2 separate regions of the Homo sapiens genome follow, and region 1 is linked to region 2. A link is a loop called in an ENCODE intact Hi-C map of the cell type or tissue named here. Cell type or tissue: adrenal gland. All regions are shown on one strand. Links, peaks and the distances in the headings refer to the core of each region. The heading gives the core; the rest is flanking DNA.

What was found. Hi-C counts contacts between places; a loop is a spot of excess contacts. Peaks named below come from ENCODE experiments on the same cell type or tissue, not always from the same donor. Only the 100,000 strongest peaks of a DNase experiment are listed, where the experiment ranks them.
Region 1: a loop joins it to region 2, with 4 times the contacts of the local background. A loop is called at or near these places in 21 of 110 quality-filtered maps.

What each region holds. Positions count from the first base shown.
Region 1 is chr22:24,173,903-24,176,808 of GRCh38, reverse strand. CABIN1 (calcineurin binding protein 1) reads right to left here. Exons shown (of 37, transcript NM_012295.4): 35 at 534-698. Among named protein-coding and RNA genes, the nearest start is that of SUSD2, 6.1 kb to the left of the region's middle. RefSeq lists a silencer at 1,416-1,475 and an enhancer at 843-1,702. In adrenal gland, for the core only: a CTCF peak has its summit at 1,432 (motif pointing right); a DNase peak (open chromatin) is centred at 1,398; H3K27ac peaks cover 2,253 bases.
Region 2 is chr22:23,955,182-23,958,087 of GRCh38, reverse strand. GSTT2B (glutathione S-transferase theta 2B) reads left to right here. Exons shown (of 5, transcript NM_001080843.4): 5 at 156-674. The coding sequence ends at 365. Among named protein-coding and RNA genes, the nearest start is that of GSTT2B, 4.6 kb to the left of the region's middle. RefSeq lists enhancers at 989-1,596, 1,597-2,204, 2,205-2,812. In adrenal gland, for the core only: a CTCF peak has its summit at 1,370 (motif pointing right); a DNase peak (open chromatin) is centred at 1,447.

The sequences.
Region 1 (2,906 bases), core at 124-2,623, 220 kb before region 2:
GAGTCCCCAAGGGGTCTGGCTGGTTGGGGCAGCTGGTGGGAACAGGCCGGACTGAGGCCAGGGCTAGAATCTGACGTGGCTGTCGACGGGGACGCCTGCTTGGCCCAGCCCAACCTGTCCACCCTTCTGCCTGCTGCTGATGTCCCTCAAGTGTCTGTCACCAGGCCCATGCTCCGCCCTGTCCATGCCTACTCCTCTTTCCCCACTCTGGGCTCAGCCTGGGTTCTGCAGTGGGCCCAAGCAGGCCGCCTGCCCTCGCTAGTACCCCTCCGTGATGCCAGGGGTGGAATAAGCCTCTGGGGTCCCTCTCTACCCAGCCCCTGACACAATGGGCCACGCATTAAACTCTTCAGCCTGGGCCTCTCCCTTGGCTCCCCTGTCCAGCCTGCACTACCCCCATTTCCTCCCCATCTCATTCCATGGGGCATCCCCAGGCCCTGCCCTTCAAGGCCAGGCCGGGAAACCCACCCTGGCTGCCAGCTGTGAGGCAGCCTCCTGGGGGCTGGTGCTGGGCTGCTCCCAACTCGCCTTACCCTGGCTGCAGGTGGGCTCAGCGCCTGTGCCCAGGGCAGCCTCTGCCGGCCAGCAGTGTGGCTCTGCCGGGGAACTTGTGGGGGCCATCTTCACCTGCGGACTGTGCCGTGGCTCCTGAGGCGGGAAGCTGGTGCCCTCTGCCACTCTCGCCAGCTCTTCTCCCTCTGTGGGGACATGGGCTCACTGCAGGTAATAGACTCATCCACCCCGCAGGCTCCAACGCATCTGTGTCAGGTCCTATGGGCCCAGGTTGTGCCCTGGGACACTGGGCAGGGGAGTGTGGCCAATGCTGGGGTCCTGGCTGAGGCAGTCCAGGTTGGTGCTGCCAAGAAACCACTCACCACCCAAGAGGACACTGGTAGGGGCTGGCTCCCCACCCCCAGAGGGCTCCTCCGCCTCCCGAGAGGGCTATACACCTGACCCAGTGGGGCCACACCTGAGTCTTCGAGGCCCAGCCTCTCTTAAGATCCCATCACAAGGCAGTGAGAGGGGATGGGGGGGCAGTGTCCACTCTCCCTCCAGCTCACATAAGCAGCATTCAGAAACGAGGTCAGGACCAAAATCCAAACAACCCAACTAAGACCAAAGTAGACGCTGGCACTATGGCTCCTGCCCAGCCAGCCACACCTTCCCTGGCCTGAGGCAGGGGCCAGGAATTGGGCTCAGTTGGGCCAAGGCCGGGATGGGCCTGAGGGGCAAATGCTGTGCCTGTGGCTGCTGGCCAGGTGACTACTCAGCATCGGTCCCCGGTTCCCAGGCCTCCAGGCCCTCACTTCCCTTGCTGCTCCCCACCTTCTCACTCAGGTCTGGACTCTCCCACCACACTGGTCATCAACCACTGCCTTTCCAGCCACCCCACCGCCTCCCCATCCCGCTCCTCTGCCAGGAGGCCCTCCATCCTCTCCAGCAGGGGGAGCCAGCTCCCCTCCTTGGTCAGCAGGAGTGACAGCTCCCGGTACAAAGCTGGGGCCAGCAGGCGACTGCTGGGCTAGGCAGAGGCCTCAGCGGCCATGGCCATCCCCATCCAGCTGCTCTGCCTGAGGCTCCTGCCCCAGGCTGGCTGAGGCCTTGTCTCAAGCCTCCACCCCCTCGCCCCCTGCCCCCAGTGTCATTCAACAGTTCCATCCTGGCAAAAGGCCATTTAATTTGGTTTTGGGAATGGGAATAGAAAAGGATCAACTCTCCAGGCTGAAGAAGGTATGCTAGGAAACAGATCCTCTTTCTTAGATCTAACAGAGGAGAGAAGGACATGAATTACAGCTTTGGCCTGCTTGATGGTGGGACAGGCAGGCAGAGGGAAAGCAGGCAGTCTCTAGCCCCCTACTCCGCTACCCCTGGCCCTGGCATCCACCAGGCCTTCCCACACCCCAGGGAGGTGTGTGTGGCCTACAGAGATCTCAGTTGCTGCTGAGATTAGGTTATAAAAGACACCATGGCTTCCTCTGTGTTCTCTCGGTGGGGTCAATGGCTCTGGGGAGAACCAGTCACCATGATCCGGGGACACTCAGCTGTTTATAGAAAGGCCCACAGGAGGAGCTGAGGCCTCTGGCCAATAACCAGTGAGGACCTGAGGCTGCCAACACCCCAAGGGAGCTCAGATGCACTGATGATAGCTTGACTGCAACCACGTGGGAGACCCTGAGCCAACTTTACCCCACAAAGCCACTGTAAATTCCTGACCCTCAAAAACTACAAGACGAGAGCATGGGACTGGTACAAGGCAAGACAGCCCCAGGCAGAGGGACAGGAGCTGGGTCTTCGTGGGAGTAAGTCAGCTACCAACACTGACCAACTGATTACGGCACTGGGCTCCCATCACCCCCACACCTTGACGTCACCATCCTCAGGCGGGGTATGGTGGTTCACACCTGTAATCCCAGCACTTTGGGAGGCTGAGGCGAGTGGATCTCCTGAGCCCAGGAGTTTAAGACCAGCTTGGGCAACATGGTGAAACCCCATCTCTACAAAAAATACAAAAATTACCCAGGCGTAGTGGCCCATGCTTGTAGTCTCAGCTACTTGGGAGGCTGAGGTAGGAGGATCACCTGAGCCCAGGGAGGTTGAAGCTGCAGTGAGCCATGATCGCACTGCTGCACTCCAGCCTGGGCAACAGAGTGAGGAAAACAAACAGGCCAGGCTTGGTGGCTCATTCCTGTAATCCCAGCACTTTGGGAGGCTGAGGCAGGCGGATCACCTGAGGTCAGGAGTTCAAGACCAGCTTGGCCAACATGGGGAAACCCTGTCTCCACTAAAAATAAAAAATAAAAATTAAAAAAAAAAAAAAAACCCATACCAAGTCTCTGCTTAACGCCAAGCAGCATTCCAAATCCTGCAGTGCTATTATCTTCATCTTATCCATTTTATGCAGGAAA
Region 2 (2,906 bases), core at 307-2,806:
CTGAACATACTGCCTGGGCCCCTGTGGTCCATTCACTTAGGGGCTGGGGAATGGACCATGTCTCTGATACTTCTGCCCATGGTTCCAGCATTCGGGTCGGCAGTGACAACTGGGAAAGTTGTATGCCCACAACTTTTTCATCCTTGTCCCTACAGCCGGTGGCTCTCGGCTATGAACTGTTTGAGGGACGGCCACGACTGGCAGCATGGCGTGGACGAGTGGAGGCTTTCCTGGGTGCTGAGCTATGCCAGGAGGCCCACAGCATCATCTTGAGCATCCTGGAACAGGCGGCCAAGAAAACCCTCCCAACACCCTCACCAGAGGCCTATCAGGCTATGCTGCTTCGAATCGCCAGGATCCCCTGAAGGGTCTGGGATGGGGGCCAGGAGATTAGCAACAAGGATTCATTCTGTTACTTACTTGCCCCTTTTTATCTTTCCCTCTTGCCCCAGTCCCTTCTCTCCAGCTTCATGTGAAGCTCTGCACAGACAAGACACTCAGTGTCCTTGGCAGTGCTGCTACTCCTCAGGTGCAGCATACATAACCAGTAAGAGACTAAATCTGCAATATATAAAGAGCTCCTACAAATCAGTAACATGAAGAACACTCAAAAATTGGCAAATGTCATCAGTGTTTTAAACAGAATAAAGATTCCAAACACTTTGAATAGAGAACCAAGAGTTATTGGTTTTACTACATTGTTGTGTTATACATATGGAGTAAAAGTATGTGCTAGTAATCCTCATCATGGTTAATAACAAAGTAACCTCACAATAACGAGTCAACATAATTGTATCACCAGGGCAACAAAATGTTAAGTAAGTAACCAATTCGAATTGCAAACTGTTAAAGGATATAGGCGATGTTTCACAGGGCATAGCAACGGTCTTTGAAGTCTAGGAAACTTAAAAGATTTCTTTTAACAAGCATTCATGTCTTCTAGGACAGTTTTGTAATAACTGCAAATAGTAAGATTATACATTGTCACACAGACCTCCATGTATATCCATGGGATGGACCCCACCACAATGATTTTAACGGAGAGAACTTGATATAAAGAATTGGTAACCAGGCATTAGAGAACTCCGAAGACAGAGAGAATCCAGATTAACACGGAGGTAAACACTGCAAGAAGCTACCACCCCTAGGGCTGGGGGATCAAGGGAGGAATTAGGAAGACCAAGATGCTGGAGGGGCCCTGAAGAATTCAAACCTCCAAGAAAGGTGTTGCTCATCCCCCCTAGTATCACCTTCCAAGAAGGGCAGGTTTCCCCAGTTTGCCCTGAGGTCTTCACAGGAGGTCATGTGGCTGTGGATGCAGTTCTCAAATGTGACAGTAGATGTCACTGCCGACCAATAAACAGGATGTTCCAGACACACTCTGGGCTACCTGCCCACATGTCTTGTGGCCTTACGGCCCCCCATTTCCCAAGCCTGCCCTGTGCCCATCATGTGCCACTCTATCGGGGGACCTGCCCCAATAATCACGTAGGTTCTTTCCTATTTTTCCTAACCGTCAGCCGGCTTGAGAAATAAAGGGAGAGAGTACAAAAGAGAGAAATTGTAAAGCTGGGCATCCGGGGGAGACGTCACACGTTGGTAGGATCCGTGATGCCCCACAAGCCACAAAAACCAGCAAGTTTTTATTAGGGATTTTCAAAAGGGGAGGGAGTGTGCGAACAGGTGTGAGTGACAGACATCAAGTACTTAAGAGGGTAATAGAATATCACAAGGCAAGTGGAGGCAGGGCAAGATCACAGGACCACAGGACCGAGGCAAAATTAAAATTGCTAATGAAGTTTCGGGCACCATTGTCATTGATAACATCTTATCAGGAGACAGGGTTTTGAGACCAACCGGTCTCACCAAAATTTATTAGGTGGGAATTTCCTCTTCCTAATAAGCCTGGGAGTGCTATGGGAGACTGGAGTATATTTCATCTCTGCAGTCTCGACCATAAGAGACAGGCCACGCCCAGGGGTGCTGTTTATAAGCTGATACCTCCTGGTGCGTATTCTCTTTCTCAGGGACGTTCCATGCTGAGAAAAAGAATTCAGCGATATTTCTCCTATTTGCTTTTGAAAGAAGAGAAATGTGGCTCTGTTCCGCCTGGCTCACCAGCAGTCAGAGTTTAAGGTTATCTCTCTTATTCCCTGAACAATTGCTGTTATCCTGTTCTTTTTTCAAGGTGCCCACATTTCATATTGCTCAAACACACATCCTGTACAATGTGTGCAGTTAATGCAATTATTACAGGGTCCTGAGGCCATATACATCCTCCTTGGTTGACAGGATTAAGAGATTAAAGTAAAGACAGGCATAGGAAATCACAACGGTATTGATTGGGGAAGTGATAAGTGTCCATGAAATCTTTACAATTTATGTTTAGAGATTGCAGTAAAGACAGGTATAAGAAATTATAAAAGTATTAATTTGGGGAACTAATAAATGTCCATAAAATCTTCACAATCCACGTTTTTCTGTCATGGCTTCAGCCGGTCCCTCTGTTTGGGGTCCCTGACTTCCCGCAACACCACTCCTAGCCGGAAGTATTCCAAGTAACCATTGCAACTGTCCTGCCTTAAGGGTGCCTGGTGGTGGCTTCTGTCTTAGGTCCCATTCTGGCTCTCTCTTCCAGTGATTTCTCATATTTTGAGGGACACTCTGGCCTGCTTTCCTGGGCCTTTTCCATTACCACCCCCTCTCCCCATCAGGCACTGGGGATGGCGGCCACAGCCTGTGCCTTCTTGATCCATGCTGGCTGCCTTGGGATTGTTCCTTATTGGATGGTTTTGCTTTCAACAGACACTCCAATAAAGTACACGAAATAAAGAATAAAGTTAAACAGTCAGTCCTAGTGCTGTGTAGGTGGCAGTAAGTCTGGGAGAGCGACCTCAGCTGAACTA